2 separate regions of the Mus musculus genome follow, and region 1 is linked to region 2. Evidence: chromatin loops called from intact Hi-C (ENCODE). Cell type or tissue: gastrocnemius. All regions are shown on one strand. Links, peaks and the distances in the headings refer to the core of each region. The heading gives the core; the rest is flanking DNA.

The links. Hi-C counts contacts between places; a loop is a spot of excess contacts. Peaks named below come from ENCODE experiments on the same cell type or tissue, not always from the same donor. Only the 100,000 strongest peaks of a DNase experiment are listed, where the experiment ranks them.
Region 1: a loop joins it to region 2, with 6 times the contacts of the local background. A loop is called at or near these places in 5 of 42 quality-filtered maps.

What each region holds. Positions count from the first base shown.
Region 1 is chr1:6,210,298-6,220,001 of GRCm38, forward strand. Rb1cc1 (RB1-inducible coiled-coil 1) reads left to right here and starts at 4,365. Exons shown (of 24, transcript NM_009826.4): 1 at 4,365-4,660. 4732440D04Rik (a long non-coding RNA gene) reads right to left here and starts at 6,315. Exons shown (of 2, transcript XR_001778783.2): 1 at 6,259-6,315; 2 at 1-5,103. In gastrocnemius, for the core only: a CTCF peak has its summit at 4,640; DNase peaks (open chromatin) are centred at 4,348 and 4,619; H3K4me3 peaks cover 4,096 bases; H3K27ac peaks cover 4,064 bases.
Region 2 is chr1:7,393,647-7,403,350 of GRCm38, forward strand. Gm26901 (a long non-coding RNA gene) reads right to left here and starts at 4,450. Exons shown (of 3, transcript XR_865172.2): 1 at 4,072-4,450. In gastrocnemius, for the core only: CTCF peaks have their summits at 3,383, 3,839 and 4,722 (motif pointing right); DNase peaks (open chromatin) are centred at 3,420, 3,805, 4,061, 4,335 and 2 more places; H3K4me3 peaks cover 1,942 bases; H3K27ac peaks cover 1,847 bases.

The DNA.
Region 1 (9,704 bases), core at 660-8,659, 1.2 Mb before region 2:
GCCTAGGAAATGAATGGCAAGATTTTAGGATCCTCATTCACAGATTTCCAGAGATAACCATAAAAATGGGAATTACAGTAGTCTGATTCCATGCCTTTGTGTGTTTGTTTGTTTGTTTTTCGAGACAGGGTTTCTCTGTATAGCCCTGGCTGTCCTTGAACTCACTTTGTAGACCAGGCTGGCCTCTGCCTCCCGAGTGCTGGGATTAAAGGTGTGCGCCACCACCATCTGGCTGATTCCATGTCTTCTAATTTTTTTCTGAAATACAATTTCAGTAGGTGTATGGTGTAGCATGATATAAATTGTTAATCAGGAAAGGAATTGATTTTTCTGTCCTGGGAGTACTAGAGTGTCTGCAGAGGCATTATCAATAGTAAGTTATTTCTCCACTAGTAAATAAGCCAAAGTATACATGGGCAGATTTGCAGCCATGAGGAGGGAGAAAGAGGGGAGGGGGAAGAAAAAGAGCACATCCAGCGAGGGTGGTGCAAAATGTATGGATTATATAGGGAAGAGTCTCTGGGGGAAGAACAGCCCAAGCTCCTAAACTAGAAAGTTCAAGGTTGGGGGCAGGGTATATCAGATAGGGACAGAGGGATGCTGGGAGAAGCTGGAGGCCAGGTCTGCTTTGGTATGTAAAATATGCACTTCAGCTCCTTGTCCTGGGGTCTGAAGACAGACAGTTATGGCTAAGAGTATCAGGTGATGGAAGCCAGAGATGTCAAAAATCAGAAAATGTGGAGCTAGAGTGGGCTCTAGACTCAGCCACCTAGAGCATTGGCTGCTCTTCCAAAGAGCATGTTCAGGTCCCAGCACCCACAGCTTTTTGTAATTCCAATGCCAGAGGATCCAGTGCCCTCTTTTGGTCTCTAAGCATGAAGCATGCACATGGTGCATGGTCGTCATACATGCAGAGAGAATATCCAAATAGAATACTAAAATACATTTTTAAAAAACATAACATCCACAGAATGGCCTGTGAATTAACTGAGCTATTCCCTGCCCTATGCCCACAAAATAGTTCTATCATTGAGAAACTTGGTTTACTTCTAAACTTTCAAGTTCATACCCTTTTAAGACCTTAATTTGAATTGATACCAAAGTAAGGGGCAGGATTGTGTAGTATGGTTATGGCCTTAGAACTCACCACCTGGTTTTACTTTTACACTCCTTTTACTAAGGAACACTAATTAGAAGTGTATTGATTGGTCTTCATAAATCAATCCCTCATTTGTAAAACTGAGGGTAAATGATAAAATCTAGATTAGTTAAGACAGCTAAGTAGAACTGTAATGTAAAATCCAAGAGACACAAATCTAAGAATACTTTCGTATTTTCAATAAAAAAGTACATTTAAAAAATCAACAATAACAAGCACTGCCAGAAGTATGAAATCGAAATATAGTATGGATCTCAAGATCTGGCTCCTGTCACAGAATCAAATGGTTTTTCAAGCTATTAGATAGTGATAAAAATCAATGGTGGGTCAATACTAGGATTGGGAGAATAAAGAATAGAAAGTATTACTGCCTCAGATGCAACTATCCTTGCAGTTTTGTTTGAATGGCCTTTGAGACATCTGAGGGCAAGAATTTTTCATAGAAACTTACTTGGCTTTAAATATTAAAATGTGTTATTAATGATATTAAATATTAACATTTAATATTTACAGAATTTATTGTATTCTATAAATGCCTCATAATTTGTGTCATTCTCTCCAGAGTCCTATGAATTTTAAAAATCCATCCAATTTAAAGATTCATCAGAGGAGAATTTAATCAAGTATAGTGTGAGATGAGTTGGTACCTAAACCCAATCCAGACAAGATATGTTGTGCTATGTTCAAGTTTTATCCATCTACAAAACAAAACCAGTGACAATCCTTAGGAAGGGAAGAGACATAATTGGATGGTTCTTGATAGAAAAATAATGAGTGCTAATACAAGGCCAGACAGAAGAAGAGGGCTTGAGCAAGTTGTAAGGTGCTGCTAACAAATGTTAGTACTGAATGCGTATCATTATTCAGGGGTGGGGTTAATATTTAAAGAAGAGCTTACAATCAGCATGTTAAACACTTAAAAGATCCAGAATTACAGACATGTCTGATAAAGACTAGAAGACGCTTAAGTTTAAGCTGAGAAAAAGAGACTTAAAAATTCAAATGATTTGTAGTACTCAGACTGCATAATTCCTCCAGTTATAAAACTAAAAAAAAAAAAAATTCACTTTAAAAATTACATTTGATTCAATTGATTGTACACACATACATGTGGAGGAACGGAGTCAGTTCTGTTCTTGGTAAAAAGCACTTTTAGTTGTTCCTTGAAAATTCACTGAAACATTGACAGATACTAAATTAAAAATTCAGTGGAAGCCAAGAATAAGTAGTCTTATACAGAAACCAACCTTCACATCACCCACAGTATATTCTAATTGAGAAGTGGGGAAAAAGAATACAGTAAATGGATAGGAGTTTACAAGCAATAGGATAGAGATAACACAAGGAGGGGGAAGGCAGAACGGCCCATGCTTTAGTAAGTTGAAATGATGTTTCTGCACTCCCCATGAAAGATCATTCTATGGTCCTTGTAAATCTGTTTGAAGTTTCATTGAGAAAAGCCCCGAAGCTTCACATAGTATTGCAGGAGTTTGTTTTTGTTTATTATGGAGAATAGAATGCTCAAGAGGATGAGGAAAAATAGCTTGTGACAGAAAACTTATGGATATGCATGATTATTAACATTTATCTATGTTGCTTAGCAAAATTCATATAACATATTTTCACTTTAGTCTTACTAAATAATTTGAGATGCATATAAACTCTAAACATTCACTTCAGAGTATAAAGTAACAGACATTTGTATTAACAGTTTCCCAGAGAAGTTTGGGCCACGTATACAACATGACAAGTGGTACTTTAACACTTGAAACTGGAGTACATTTCTGCTATTCAATGGTACTTATTAACTGTGAGGAAACACAGCTCTTTGGTGCTCTTTTTAGTGTGTGTGAACTTCAAGGAGTGGTTCTCTCCTCCCACGACGTCAGTCCTAGGATGAAACTCAGGTTGTCAGTTTTGGTAGTCAGTAGATCTCCTTACCCTCTGGGCCATCTCACCGGCCCTGATTTTCCTTTTTCTGTGTAGCCTTGGCTCCCTGAAGCTCATTCTGTAGAGCAGGCCTCAGCTTCTGAGAGAAGGGATTAAAGGTATGTGCACCACCCGGCCAGCTTTGATCTTCATTGTTCTAGCTAGACTGCAATATAGCTTACATTTGTTAATATACTAACAATTTTTCTTCTCTTTAGTCTTGCCAATTCACTACTTCCCCTGGTGCACAAAAATTGAGTGCTTGTTCTTTTTCCATTTTTGCTTTATTTGCTGGTGTAATGTACTAAAATTCCAGTTTAAAAAATACTCAATATGTATAACAGTGTGCATACAAGATTTTTCTGGGATATGGCAGAAGTGCAAAGTTAAAAACAAAGTGAGATAAGCAACAAGCTCCTTTCTAAACAACTCTTAAAACACAACTACTGTTTTTCCAGTGTCTATCACAATAAAGAACTGCAGATCTCAATCAGTTTAATACCCCTTATGTCTCATTTTGTCGGGAACCGCTAACTGTTGGCTTAGAGAGACCATTCCTAAACTTTTACCTCTATCAGATATTCCTGGGAATAGTAATTTAATACGTGTTTACGTCACATAATTGATGAGCCTGCTTGTAACAAACATCTTCTCATCAAACTCAAGTTTTGTAGTTTCAAGTCCTTGCCTAAGCCCGAATACAAATGTAATGTTCTCATAAGCTGACATTCTCTTCTCTAATCTTGATGCTGTTGACCTATTATCGACCTCAGTATTGTTCGGTCGTGCCGCTTACAGTACAGTCCACTTTGCTTCGGTTCCTCTTCTGGACGTGCTCTTTACTTACCTGGTCTGACTCTGGGCCGCCCCACCCTTGCAAAGATGCCAGGCATACTTTCCGAGTAGCCTGCCATTCTGGCAGTCCCGGTACGAGTGGCCCAGGTGACAGTCGGCTGATTTCGGGGCAGCAGATGAGGGCCCCAGATCTGTGCTGGTGCTCACTCGTCAGCCTCCGGTTCCCCTGTTGGGGCTGCCCCAGGTTTGGCGAGGTCGGTCTGCCGCGGCCAGAAGGTCACGCTCACCTTGGGGCCGTCCAAGGCAAGCACCGAAATACCTTCCAGGGTCAGGGAAGGACAGACAAGTTGCCAGCCAGGGACTACGCTCGCCGACCGAGCCGCGCCCGTCCGGCCAGCCCAGCGACTTCCGGATCTGCGCAGACACCTGAGTCACCCCTCCCCCGGCTGGCTGTTTCCCGGCGTGCTCTGCGGCGGAAAGGCCGAGTCGACAATAACAAACCCCACGGCGGCCGCGACCCAGCCCTGCCAAGCTCTCAGTGCCTCGGCCGGCGGACTCGGGTCCCCGCGCGGAGCCGAGGGGCCGGAGCAGCGGCTGCGCCCGACTCCCATCCTTCCGGGCCTCGCCGGGTACTCGGCGGCTGGGCGCCGACGGTTGTGTCGGTTGGCGGCGCCGCAGGGGCGGTTGATAGCCGCCGCCGAGGCCAGGGCGGCGGCAGAAGATGGTGCGGAGGGCCGCCGGCTGTGTTGCTGCCGCGGGCGGAGGAGGCGCTGCCGGGTAAGTGCCGCCCCTGCTCCCATCTGGCGGCGGGCTTGGCCCGGCCGCTCAGCACCTGACGGGTTCGCCGGAGCGTCTGGCGGCGCCGGCTCGGAGGGTCGCCGCGGCAGTCCTACGGGGACCCTGAGGCCCGCTGGCCGCTGACAGGATCGCGGGAGCGGCAGGACGCCGGTGCTCACCCGAGGCCTGAATCGCGGCCTCCGTCTCCAGGGCTCGGTGCACTGGAGTGTCGGGCTCGGGAAACCGGAGAGGGTTTGGGCCAGGGCCGGAGTGCCCTGACGGGAGGAACCTAGAGGTGATGCCTTTGTCCCGACCCCGGAGTGCAAGCATCGGTGTAAAGTTACTCCTTGGAATGACTCAGCCTCGCTCGCCCCGCAGATGGATTTGGGGTGGGGGCTTATGGGAGTACCAAAACTTGGTACAAATGACAGCTTTCGAACGTGCTGTCAGTACTTTCTCTACAGAGTGGTGGATGTGCTATGGTGACTGTTTATGGTTTCGTAATCCTGTCCCTTCCGTCATGAGTCTTTAAAATGTGATCATTCCATGAACTGGTACATAGGACTGATGCCACGGAACACTCGTGGACTCACTTATTGATAGAGTCCCTGCAAGACATTCAGTTGGGTGCGGATGTTGACAAGTCTATTATGAGCGTTAAAATTTATACATTTTGCTAACCATTTTCTGTAAAGAATTGGTGAGACTTACTTATCTGAGGGTTTGCAAAGCTAGCAAGCAGTTTAGAAGCAGCCTAAAAATGAACCAATCTGTGTTCCTAGTCAAATGTTGGTACTGTATTTCAGTAGGTGGTTTTTCTTTTTGGGGGAGGGGATCTATAAATGGACTTGTTATGTGTGAAATATTTTATTTAGTCTTATTACCAAATACAACGCAAATCATCGCTTTCCAATTAAGTTTTTGTTATGTTTTTTAGCATTTATATCTGTTTTAAACGTTAGCCAAGGCTTAGAAGGTAGCTGCTATATTCATCTCAACATTCCAGGAGGCTGAGACAGAAAGATGGCTTTAAGTTATTTGAGTTACTCAGTAAGTTAAGGTGGTCTTGGGAATCATAGCGAGAACATGTCTTGAAAAAAGAAAAACAAAATAAATGGTATTTACATAGTTATGCCATGGGTGTGTCAGGCCCATAATGTAGCATTTACATTGATAAATCTTATTAATGTAATTGGTTAGTGGACTTAGGCAAAATTTAAAAATTTTGTTTTATTTTGAGTTAGGGAAGACAATGAAGCAGCCCTCTGCCTGGAGAGAAGAGGGTTCTCTTGGGGTGGGGGGAGATGGAGGGAACAGGCAGCACTCTTTATGGCAAACATCAGGGTTTGAATGCACAGCAGATTGACTTTACACATAGATCTGTAAAAGCCAAAGGACAAAAGATGAAAGGACTGGTGTCTCCCCCAGTTGTTTTTGTTTATTTGTTTTGTTTCTTGCCTTGTTAGTGTGTACTGCTAGGACTAAAACTCAGTTTCCAGCATGCTCTGTAAGGTGTAATATCCCTGAGCCACTGTTAGACCTGAGAGGAAAATGTTTCAACGACTACCTGATTAAGAGAGCTTTGCTTAGAGGTGTACATTGTAGTTGAGGTTGACCTTCAGCTCTTGGCCCCCTTTTGCCAAGACTTGACACATCTCAGAGTAAGCTGTGGTAAGTATTCATTAGTGATGCCTTGGTAATTAATTATTCAGCAGCAGGCAAACTCCAGTCTCTTATCATTCAGAAGAAAAGTGAGAACATAAGTGAACATAGAAGCAAGCCAAGATTAAGAAGTGTGTGTCTCTATTGGAGGGTGGGTTTGAAATTTTGGATAAGGTGTCTTATTGTCTTGAGAATTTAAGAAGCTATGTCTACTTGACAAAAGGACCCATTTGGAGGTATGAGAGAGAGAAGAAATAAAAAATATGGAAGGCTCTGATTAAAGGCATATTCCATGAGAGGTTACTGAAGATAGAATGCCAGGATTGAGGGGTAGTAGTAGGAAGAGGCATTCTGTAGACATTCAAGTTTTTTTGTTTGTTTGGTTTTTGTTTTTTGCTTTTTTTTTTTTTTTCTCGAGTCAGGGTTTCTCTGTGGCTGTCCTGGAACTCACTCTGTAGACCAGGCTGTCCTCGAACTCAGAAATCCGCCTGCCTCCCAAGTGCTGGGATTAAAGGCGTGCGCCACTATGCCCGGCTAACATTCAAGTTTTATGCATAGTAATTTTTTTTGGTTTTTTTTTTTTGTTTGTTTGTTTGTTTTTCAAGACAGGGTTTCTCTGTATGGCCCCGGCTGTCCTGGAACTCACTTTGTAGACCAGGGTGGCCTTGAACTCAGAAATCCACCTGCCTCTGCCTCGAGTGCTGGGATTATAGGCGTGTGCCACCACACCGAGCTGTAGTTTTTTTTTTTTGTTTTTTTTTAAAATGGCTCATGGACCCTGCATGTGTAAAGGCACAGAGTTGAGTGTCAGTCGATATAGCAAGTCTGGGAAACAGTTGAACTCGAATCTGTTCCTCACATGTTGATTGATCTTACAAAGTACACCTGTAAATAACACTGAACTAGAGTAACATATATCTCATATGTGTGTGTTTAGATAACCCTTGGGCATTTTAAAGAAGGAAAAATGACCAATATCAATTGCTGGTTTAGAAAGGAGGTTAGAGAAGCAGATTGTGGCATGTTGGGTTATGCAATGTACTTTTTAGATAAAATCATAGTACTTAGCACATTTCTCTAGAATTCTTTTTGCATTATGGACCTAGGAAGCGTAGTTTGCTTATCATAAAACTGATTATTGTCTAAGGTCCTAAAAGCATTACTTTTCCTTTTTACCCTTCTGTTAAGTTTAGTGAGTCTGCAAGTGTGTGCAGAACTTGAGTGGTCATAAGGAGACTTAGTAGTTTCAGCTTTCTCAGATGTTTAATGAGTGCCCTTAAGATTACTGATTTTTGCTGGATTTAATTCTAATATTATTGACTTGTAATTATGAAAACAAAAACGTAGTGATCTGTTTTCATTGTTTGAGACATCAGTTTTTCCTTCACTATCCATATAAAAATTGGTCAGTAGCTGCCCAAAGAATATGTATCCAGATTATAATTCACTACTATTCTGTTCTTCCCATAGCCTTTGGTGACAGCAAATGACATTTGATACTGCCCTGTGTTTATAGTCTTGGTCTGATAGAGTAAAAGCTAATTCAGTATTATAGGTAATTTGGGTTTTGTTTCATAGTTAATATACACTGTAAAGTAAAATATACAATTAGAAAATGTTCTCTAAAGTCATGGATTTTATATAGTTTTGATGAATTAGATATGATGCCAGAATGTTAGTGCCGTAGTGTAAAATTATTTTTATATTATGCAGTTCAGGTAAGATACATGATAGTATGTATGGCATTATGGTGGAAACAAAACTGAATATCATTACTTGTTCTTTAATCTTCACAAGTACTGTGGCAAATTGACTCATAAAATAAATGTAATCTTTAAATATTTGGGGGCTTGAAATGTATCAGCAGTTAAGAGCACTCACTTCTCCAGAGGACCCCAGTTCAGTTCCAGCACTCACTTTATATTGCTCACCACCTGCTGTAAGTCCAGCTCTAGAGAGATCCAACACCATCTGTAGAACGAAGGAGAGAGACAGTCACAAACCGAGACTTTTTTTGGGGGGGGGTATTTTCCTTATTTACATTTCAAATGTTATCACCTTTCCCAGTTCCTCCCCTTTCTGGAAACACCCTATCCCATCCTCCCTTCTATGTGGGTGTTCATCCACCCACTCCCACCTCCCTTGCCCTCTGGGGCATCTATCAAGCCTTCATAGGACCAAGGGACCTCTCCTCCCACTGATGCATGACAAGCCACCTTCTGCTACATATGCAGGAGGAGCCATGTGTACTCCTTTGTTGATGCTTATTCTCTGGGAGCTCGGGGGTCTAGCTGGTTGATAATGTTGTGCTTCCTATAGGGTTGCAAACCCCTTCAACTCCTCCAGGCCGTTTTCTGACTCTTCTATTAGGGACCCCAAGCCCAGTTCAAAGGTTGGCTGTGAGCATCTGCCTCTGTATTTGTAAGGAGGCTCTAACAAGGCTTCTCAGGCGACAGTCATCAGACAGACACTCTTAACTATGTAGACCTGGCTGACCTCAGTATTATAAAACCAGATTATTGTGTATATGAATGTGCCTACTCTACTACTGAATTCCATTTCTGATTTAAAAGTATTTCTGTTCTGTTTTGGTTACAAGCATGTTATATTAGTTATCTCCGTGTAATGCTTACCTGAGCATGCTTACCTAGTGTCAGAGAAGGCAAACACTTAAGATATGAACCTTTATGAAACAGATTTTCTTTGTGAAGAAGATGGCAGTCCTACTGTTTTCTCCTGGTAGCTGTATATGGGGTGATCTAATTTGCAGAGGCTGACACCCAGTTGTTGGTCTGGGCCACCTAAAAGGTGGTACACCTGATTTGCAGAGACTGACACCCAGTTCGTTTTTTGGTTTGTTTGTTTGTTTAGATTTATTTATTTTATGTATATGAGTACACTGTAGCTGTATAGATGGTTGTAGCCTTCATGTGGTTGTTGGGAATTGAATTTAGCACTTTGGCTTGCTCAGTGCCTACTTGCTCTGGCCCAAAGATTTATTTATTATTATAAATAAGTACACTGTAGCTGTCTTCAGATGCACAGGAAGAGGACATCAGATCTCATTATAGATTGTTGTAAAACCCCATGTTGTTGCTGGGATTTGAACTCAGGACCTTCGGAATAACAGTCAGTGTTCTTACCCTTTGAGCCACCTCACCAGCCCTGACACCCAGTTCTTGGTCTGGGCAACCCATATGGCCTTTGTGGTGAATGTTATTTTCATTGATGCAGAAACCAGTCATCATCACTCAGAGTGGTAGAATTGCTAAGAACTGCAGTTTGCAGAATTAGAAATGAGATAAAATTACTTCAAATTGCTTTTCTCCATGAGGCCTTTAGTTTGCTTTCTTTAGTAACTTCCAGATCTTGTGCTCTATTA
Region 2 (9,704 bases), core at 1,071-9,070:
CCCCAACAAACCCCTAAAAACTCTAAAATACTTAAAACACCCTAAAAGAAACCTAAAACCTTAAAAAAAAGATACCCCCCCAAAACCCTAGTATCTTTAAACAAACACTAAAAGATCCCTAAAAAGCTAAAAAACTTTTTTTTTTTTTTTTTTTTTTTTTTTTTTTGATTTTGAGGCAGGGTTTCTCTGTGTAGCCCTGGCTGTCCTGGAACTCATTCTGTAGACCAGGCTGGCCTCAAACTCAGAAATCTGCCTGCCTCTGCCTCCCAAGTGCTGTGAGTTAAAGGTGTGCGCCACAAACCCTAAAAGACCCATAAAAAACTAAAAAAAAAAACCAAAAAACAAAAAACTTTTAAAATACTTATTAAACATTTTTTAAAACCCTAAAATTGTAAAAAAAAAAAAAAAAAAAAAAAAAAAGAAAGAAAGAAAAAAAAAGAAAACATGAGAACTCTAAAAAGACCCTAAAAAATTCTAAAACCCTAAAAAAAATCCTGAAACTCTACAACAACACTAGAACACTAAAAAGACCATAAAAAAACATTAAAAAAAAAAAAAGGTGTCTGCTGACCCCTAACACTCTGTTTTCCAACAGACCTTGGAGGACCTGTGAAAAGCAATGAACTCTGCTGGTCTGTTCACTTTCCTACCATTGCAAACTTTGAGTGTTGTCTGTATCTCTGTAAGGGACGTGCGCACAGTGGGTCCATGTCGGTATTGATCCGGGTGGTGCTCAGGTTACCAATCAGTAATCAATGCGACTCCAGTTCCTTGCTGTTCACGAAAGTCAAGATTGTGTGATATGGGATTCCAGTCATATATACTTATACATATATATATACACATATAAATATATATACATATGTATACACATATTAATATATATACAAACACATATACATATACATATATACCTATACCTATATATATATACATATATATACCTGTGTATATACATTTATATACATATAACTATACATATAAAAATATATATACATATACATACATTTTTATATAGTTACATATAAATATATAAGTATGTTTATAACATATACCTATACATACATATACTCACATTATATATTGTGTATATATATATGTATATATATACACACAGGTATACCTATACCTATATATACATATGCTTATATATGTATATACATAGCCATGTATACATATATTTATATATATACATACATATATAACATATGCATACATGCATATACATATGTACATAGACATATATATGCATATATATGTGTATACCTAAACATATATACAGATATACATGTATGTGTATACTTTTACATTACACCATATATAATGTATACATCACATCATATATAATGTATACATTACATCATATATATGCACAGGACACTGACATGGCAGGTACCAAGCTCATATATAATGTATGTATATGTGTATACATTTATACATATTTTATATATTTTAATTTTATTAATTGTAAATATACATATTTATAGTATATGAAATATATGTATATTTCATATATAAATATTTATATAATATTTATAAATATAAAATGTATATAAATGAAACATATAATACATATATAAATATTTTAATATATGTCATATATAATTATATATATTGTTATGTATATAAACATAAATATATACTTAAACTATTTATATTATTTACATTATATCTGTAATATATTACATTTACATATATGCGATATGTATATTAATATTGATAAATATATATATACAAATTTCAATATATAAGTGAACATATGTGAATATATGTGTAAATTTAAAGGTTTGTATAAAAACTGATAAATTTAAAAAGACAAATATTTACAAATAAAACATACGTTATATTCCATAGACATAATTAAGATGCAGGAAGTGACTCCACCATGATGGGATGTGACCATACTGTGACCAGATGTGAGAATACGGGGACAGGAAGTAGCTTCACGGTGACAGGAAGTGACTATACCCTGATTGGAAGTGACCATGTTGTCACATGAAGCGGCCACACTGTGACCAGAAGGGACCAGAAGTGACCGTGTCATCACAGGAAGTGACTACAGCAAGACCAGAAGTGACCATATCGTAACTGGAAGTGGCCGTGACATCAGGATTTTCTTCCTGTTTTTGTTGTTTCTCAGTGTGAGTATGGTTTTGTGGTAGGCAAACCTGCCTGAGTGGTACAGAGCATGGAGCCTGAGGCACCGGGTGTTGGGAACCGCCCACTGTGCTCTGCAGTGGGCCTTGCTTGGACTTATCTTGTATAAAATTATTTTATTATATATTAGATATATTATATTATATATCATTTTAAAATATATATTTTATTATATACTATATATTATGTATATTATACTACATATTACATATTACTTTTCTGCTATTATATTGTAATATACTGTCCAATGGGTTACATACACTACATATTATTATCACACGTTACAGATCACTTTTATTATATAAAAAACTTTTAAAAAAGTATTCAGAAGTACAAACTCCAGACTGCGGATGCATACATCCAGGAAAATATAAATTTGAACTTAAAATTTAAAATATTATTATTATTGCTTTTATTATTTTAAATATGAAAAATTGTCATAAAAGCATATGTTTATACCATATATTATTATCATGTTATATATTACGCTCCTTACTGTTATCACATCCTTATATACTCTGTCTCGCTTGGTGTCCGCTGACCCCTAACACCCTGTTTTCCATTTTCTATTCCTGCACAAACATCATGACCAAGAAGCAGGTTGGAGAGGAAAGGGTTTATTCAGCTTACATTTCCACACTGCTGTTCATCACCAAGGAAGTCAGGACTGGAACTCAAGCAGGTCAGGGAGCAGGAGCTGATGCAGAGGCCATGGAGGGATGTTCTTTACTGGCTTGCTTCCCCTGGCTTGCTCAGCCTGCTCTCTTATAGAACCAAGATTACCAGCCCAGATATGGTCCCACCCACAAGGGGCCTTTCCCCCTTGATCACTAATTGAGAAAATGCCTTACAGCTGGATCTCATGGAGGCATTTCCTCAACTGAAGCTCCTTTCTCTGTGGTAACTCCAGCTGTGTCAAGTTGACACACAACCAGCCAGTACAATTGACCCCTTGTCAACTTGACACACAAACACATCACTAGTAAGCCTCAACCCTTAGTTCTTAAAAGTCCCAGTCTTTACATATTAAAAGTTCAATCCTTTAAAAATATCCAATATCTTTTAAAATCCAAAGTCTTTACAATTAAAAGTCTCTTAACTGTGGGATCTGAGTTCGAGGCCAGCCTAGAGTACAGAGTGAGTTCCAGGGCTACACAGAGAAACCCAGCCTCAAAAAAAAAACAAAAAACAAAACAAAACAAAAAGCAAACAAAAAGCGAGCGGGAGCATTGCAGTGACAACCTGTCGCCACCGGGTGGCGTGCGAGAGCAACTGTCTCAGGGTTAAATCCAGAGAAACCAAGTCTTGGGGAAAAACCAAACAAACAAACAAAAACCAAACAAACAAACAAAAAAACCAAAACCAGGCAGGTGGTAGTGGCGGACGCCTTTAATCCCAGCACTGGGGAAGCAGAGACAGGTGGATTTCTGACTTAAAGGCCAGCCTGGTCTACAGAGTGAGTTCCAGGACAGCCAGGGCTACACAGAGAAACCTTGTCTCGAAAACAAACACACAAACACACACAAAGGGGCGAGAGAAACCTTGTCTCGAAAACAAACACACACACACACACACACACACACACACACACACACACAAAAGGGGAGTGTTGCAGTGATAACCTGTCGCCACCGGGTGGCGCGCCAGAGCATCTGTCTCAGGGTTAAGCCCAGAGACACCAACTATGGGAAAAAACAAAATTAAATTCAATAAAGAAATAAATAGATGAATAAATAAATAAATAAAATTTAAACATTCAAAAATTAAAAATAAAAAGTAATTAGAAAAAAATAACAACCCAGTCTTAGAGAAAAAAGAGGGGAGCGGGGCTCAGAGAACCCAAAACTGGGACAGAACTACAACTCCCAGCATGCCTAGGGGCTGAGGCAGGGGCGTGCCCGCACCTGCACTGACCTGAGATGGAAGGAGAGAGAGATTCTGTCCGCGGCCAGTGACTTCCTGCTTCCAATCCGCGGTCCCCGGGACAGCGGCGCTCACAAAGGCGGAGAGACCCTTGCCGGGCAGTTTTCGGGTGGTAGAGGCGGGAAAACGGAAGGCTCAGTTCTGTGCACCCGCGCCACGTGAGAGTTCCAGTCTGTGGCAGGAAGTCCCGCCCGCTCGGTCGTGATTGACGGCAGCGGCTTTCAATCAGGAAGCTTCCCCACTTGCTATTTCCAGGAGCAGGGAATAGCGCCAGAAGTCCCGCCCGCCCGGCTGTGACTGACAGCCGCGCCTTCCAATGGAAGGCTGGATTTCTTCCCCCCCCCCTCCCCCACACACACCCACCGTCCATGTCTGACAAGAGGCAGTGTCTGAGGCTTTTTTTCCCTCTATAAAGGAATACAGAGGCTTCAGGTCCACGCCGCGCGGTGGGCGGGGCCCGGCTTCCCCTTCCATCGTGTCAATCACCCCGAGGGGGCGGTGCCGCCGCTGATGCCTGCAGCCGCCCCAGGCCCCGCCCCCGCCTCATGCTCACTCAGGTGAGACCCCACTCTGGTCTTAGCTGACGCCCTCCCCGCCCACTCGTGGGGGTCCTGGGAAACGGAAGGGCGCGCCCTGCCACCGCCATGACACCCACAGGCCAGCAGAGGGCGCCTCGGCTCCCCTCACAGATGGCGGTGAGCTGCCCACCCGCCTTCCTGCCCGCCCGCCTGCCCGCCGTGGGTGGGGGACTGCGACCCCCAGGGAAGGATGACGTCCACTCGCCGGGCCACCTGGGGCCCCCAGAGACTGAAACCGCCCCCCCACCCCCGGAGAAATCCGCGTCTGCAGAGACACGGGCGGGCGGCCGTGATTTTTATATAAAATTAAAAAGTCTCGTGTGCTTATCGTGTGGGAGCTCACTCTGTAGCCCAGGCTGGCCTCGAACTCAGAGATCCACTGCCTCTGCCTCTTCCCAAGCGCTGCTGGGATGAAAGGCGTGTGCCACCCCTGCCTGGCGACCCTAACACTCTTAAACCCCCCAAATAAAACCCTAGCATTTTAAATAAAAATACTCAAGAGCACTAAACACTACTCTTAAAAAAAAAAAAAAAAAAAGCAGCAAAACCCTGACCCTCCCCCCCAAAAAAAAAAAAAAAAAAAAAACTCTAAATGTCTGGGGCGGGGCCGGAGCACTCAGAGGTCCTGTCACTCAATTCCCAGAGACTCCACGCAGGCTCACACCCTGTGCAGATTTAGTGACCTCACATAGACGCGAGATAGATTAATAAATCTTATAATAAAAAAAAAACACATCGGAGACACACGTGAACCCGTCCTGTACTGGGGCTCCAGAAATACTGAACGAAAGAATGCAAACGGGAAAAAGCATCCTTCTTTGCATTGGTTTAATAAATTACTAAGGGTGCCATCCTTGGGTCGCTGACATCTTGTCTTCATAGGAACTAGACTAGAAAGAAAACCACTCAATGTCTGTGGCTATTTCCCAGCCTTAATGATGTAAAACATTGTGCTTCTTTCTAAACAGGCTGTTGACCCCACTTTAACTCAATGGACTGCCAGAATCAAGAATTATTCTATCAGAGAGCACAGACAGATCAGACACGCTGGCTGCACAGCATATTCAGAACTTCCAAGGGATTTATTAATCAGAGCAGGGCATTTTAGGCCTTAGCCTGGCTCACAGACTAAGTAGTCACCCAGCTTGTGGAACAGGACTTTGCTATACAAGTAGTCACCCCTGTTCATGTCTTTGTTCTCTATGCCCTTTGTTACCCACAGTTATCTGTGGACAGAAACTATTGAATGGAAAATTCCCAACATAATTCATACATTTGTTCTATTTTATTTGTAGTAGTTGTGGCTGATTGCTAGTGCCTAATTTGTAAATTAAGTTTTATCATAGGTATTATATAGAGGGCACACATAATCTATCCAGTCCATGGCTGCATAAGCCATGGGGGAGTCAGGCTTGGGTATAGAACCCCAGAGTAGGCAGTTGAGACTTACAGATACACTTAATGTTGATCATCCTGTCCACCAGACCCAAACCAAGAAACAAGCAGATAATTCTGGCACTGGGAAATTTAGAAACATGAGGAAGGGGAGACCTTTGGATGGAGTCATTGTTAAAACTGTGAAGCCACACAGTAAGGACAGGAGCCAAGATGGATAAGCTGTAACAGCAAAGAATATGCAATGGTTAGAGTCATCCCTCTTGGGAAAATACTGTCGCTGCTCCCAAATCTGTATTTATTTATTTATTTATTTATTTATTCAGTTATTTTTAATCATGTGTACATGTGCTTGTCTTTGTGTGGCTATACACATGTGAGTGTAGGTGCATGTAGAGAGGTCAGAGATTTTCATATTCCCTAGAAATGCAGTTAAAGGTGGTTATGAGCCTTGTGACATGGATTCTAGGAATCTATCTTAGATCTTCTAGAAGTTCACTACATGCTCTTATCCTCTGAGGCATCTCTCCAGCCGCACATGTATACAACACACACACACACACACACACACACACACACACACACAAACACACACGAGTCACTTAAAAATTCAAAGGAAAACTTCTGATCATCCCTCTCAGCACCCCAAATCCACTGTCTTCTGTGGTGGATTCAATTTTTTTTCTTATCCTCAGATCATTGTTTTACTGATGGACTGATGAAGGTTCAGTTAATTTGTTCTCATCATTAAATTTGGTACTTTTTGTGGCTTTTAAGGGTAATATCAGTTGAAGAATATACTTCCCTTTGATCTGACAGATTGATTTAAAAACCTCTATCTTGCATCTGCCTTTCAATACCACCATCATATCTGGCATTTCATGCATTATAAAGTGTCATGTGGGTTTTAAATGCCCCCATTCCTAGATGGGAGAAACAAATAGAATAATTAATCACTCTGAAGAGTGTTGAAACATAAAGTAGGTTAACCAGAAATGTAGCCTCTTGAGCAAGTGCACTGTGGATGTCAGTCACAGTGATGTCATCAGAACTTCCATAATGAATTGGATAGTAATACAATTCCAACATTAACAGGGAAAAAAATTGTAGATGTTGCCAATATGGTCAAAAAGTATGAAGTGCTTGTATTTTTTCATTAATTGAAGGGACATTTATTGGGTGCTTAGTATTGATAACCTGAGTGACTGACATGTGTATCATGTGATTGGAGTCCAAAGGTTGACATTGAGTGCTTGCCCCCATTGTACTCTGCCTGTGTTTGTTTTTATTTTGCATTTGTTTGTTTGTTTGTTTGTTTGTTTTGCTGGCTTTTAGAGGGTTGTGGGGTATGTTGTTTGCTGGAAACAGAGTCTCTCAATGACCCTGGAGTTCTCCAGATCAGTTAAACTATCTGGCCAGTGAGATCCAGGGCTCTCCTGTCTTCACCTCCCTAGCTCTAGGATGTAGATATGGGCCACCATGCCTGAGTTTTTACATGGGTGATGGAGATCTGAATCCAGGTCCTTCTGCTCCTGTGCCAACCATTTTACTGGCTGGGTAGTGTGTGTGTGTGTGTGTGTGTGTGTGTGTGTGGTGTGCGTGCATGCACCCTAATGCAGGTGACCAAATAGGCCAGAGGCATTGAATGTCCTGGATTTGGAGTCATTTGCAGTTGTGAGCCACAGGGCAAGCATGGGTGCTGGGATCCAAACGCAGGTCTTCCTGAAGACTCTTAACCTAAGACTGAGTGCTCTTAACCCTTGGATTCTTTCCGAGAGCTTATATCCAAAGGAGATGTATACAGCTTTCTTGACAAATGCAAACCCCATATTACACATTTAACTCTTTTATGCTTAGCACATAGAGACACTATGCCTTCCCTCCCCTATACTTGCTCAACTGGTTATTTCCAATTATTTTAACTATTTATCACAAAACTGAGAACTCTGAGTTACTGAAGAAGCAAGCCATGTCACCAGCTCATTGGAGACACCTTTGGGCCCCAAACAGGCTCATATTCTCTTAGATTTTTTTTCAGTCCCAAGAAGCTTGGTGTTCTGATTTTTAACACAGCTGTTCAATAATCTCATTATCTCACTAAGAAACAAAAGGTGTTCCAACAGCAAGGGAGTGTTGAAAGTGAAACATGGAACGCATTAGACCCTTTAGTCCAGGCACAAATACTACAGTCCCTGAGTCACTAGGTGAGACTACATTATGTCCAGCACATTCTATTAGGACATGCACAATTCAGTGGAGAAAAGCATTTCCTCTAAACATTGATATTTTATGGCCTTCTTCCAATAATATTGGTAACTACGAGATATTCTTATGGAAAGATATTCATCGCATACCACTAAATGCCTCATTATTAAATTTTATGATTCTTTGGTTTTGAAAGAAAAGTATGGGTTAGGGGGGTGAATTAGGATGAACTAGGAGATGGCTCAGAGGATAAGAGCATTTGCTGTACAAGTGTGGGCCCTGAGATCAGATCTCCATCACCTCATTAAAAGCCCCTCACAACAGCACTTTCCTGTCACCTGCTAAGGAGCAGAAACAGGAGAATCCCAGGGACTTGCTGGCCAGAAAGTCTAATCAGAACAGTGAGCATCTGGTTCAGTAAGAGTCCCTGTCTCAAAAACTAAGGTGGAGCGTGACCGAGGAAGATGCCCACCATCTAGCTCTGACCTCTAATCACATACACACAGGTTCAGATACCAGTACACCAACAGGCATATGTCACACATTTGCACACAAAAAAGAAAAGCATAAATTGGGTGATAATAATAGAATATGTTATTCTATTATTGAATGATAATAATAGAGTGATGAATAAATAATTCATACCTTTTTCAGCAATTGAAACTGTTTTTGTTCTAAAAACAATACTTTTGGGAACAGAGGAGAGAGCCTTTTCATTCAGAAACAGAGGATGGGGGTCTCTTTCCAGCACAAATTACCCTGAGTTGTGATATAAACATTCACATGACCTTTCTTTCTTCATCTAATTCAAGAGTGTTGGTGGGAGTGTCTGTAATTTTCAGGAAGCTCCAAAGACTTAAACATAGCTTGTTGCCACTTAAAAAGCCACCTGCACACCCCGCTTATAAAGCCACTGAAGGTAGGAGACATACTCTCAGGAATCAAGAAACAATGTGAAAGCAAGGTCACTTGACAGTCTCAAAAGCAGAGCTGTTCTGTAATTCCACCTACCTGTCCCCATGGTACTGAGAACCCATGAATGTAACCTCAGAGAGAAGGCCACTTCATGGACATGGAATGATATGAGTCATTTTGCAAGACAATATGAAAAGAAGGACTTATAAGACTCTTTAGACTCCTTCAGGCTTGGTAGCAACTAGTGCACACTACTATAAAAAGTGAATGGATGTTTTGAGGATATATATGAGTGTTCAAAGTGTAAAAAAAAAAACCTCTCCAATATTTCCACATTTATTTATTTAAATGTGCTATCAAAACTGAAGAGGAGTTGAAGTCTTCCACTGTCTGACTCCCAGCTTTATTATAAAGTTACAGTAATGAACTCAATGTGAAATGTATGTAGACACAAACACAAAAGACTGAGAAGTAGACCCATCGTCAAGGGAGAAAATGTCATTAAACATGGTACTGGTGGATGACAGAGAT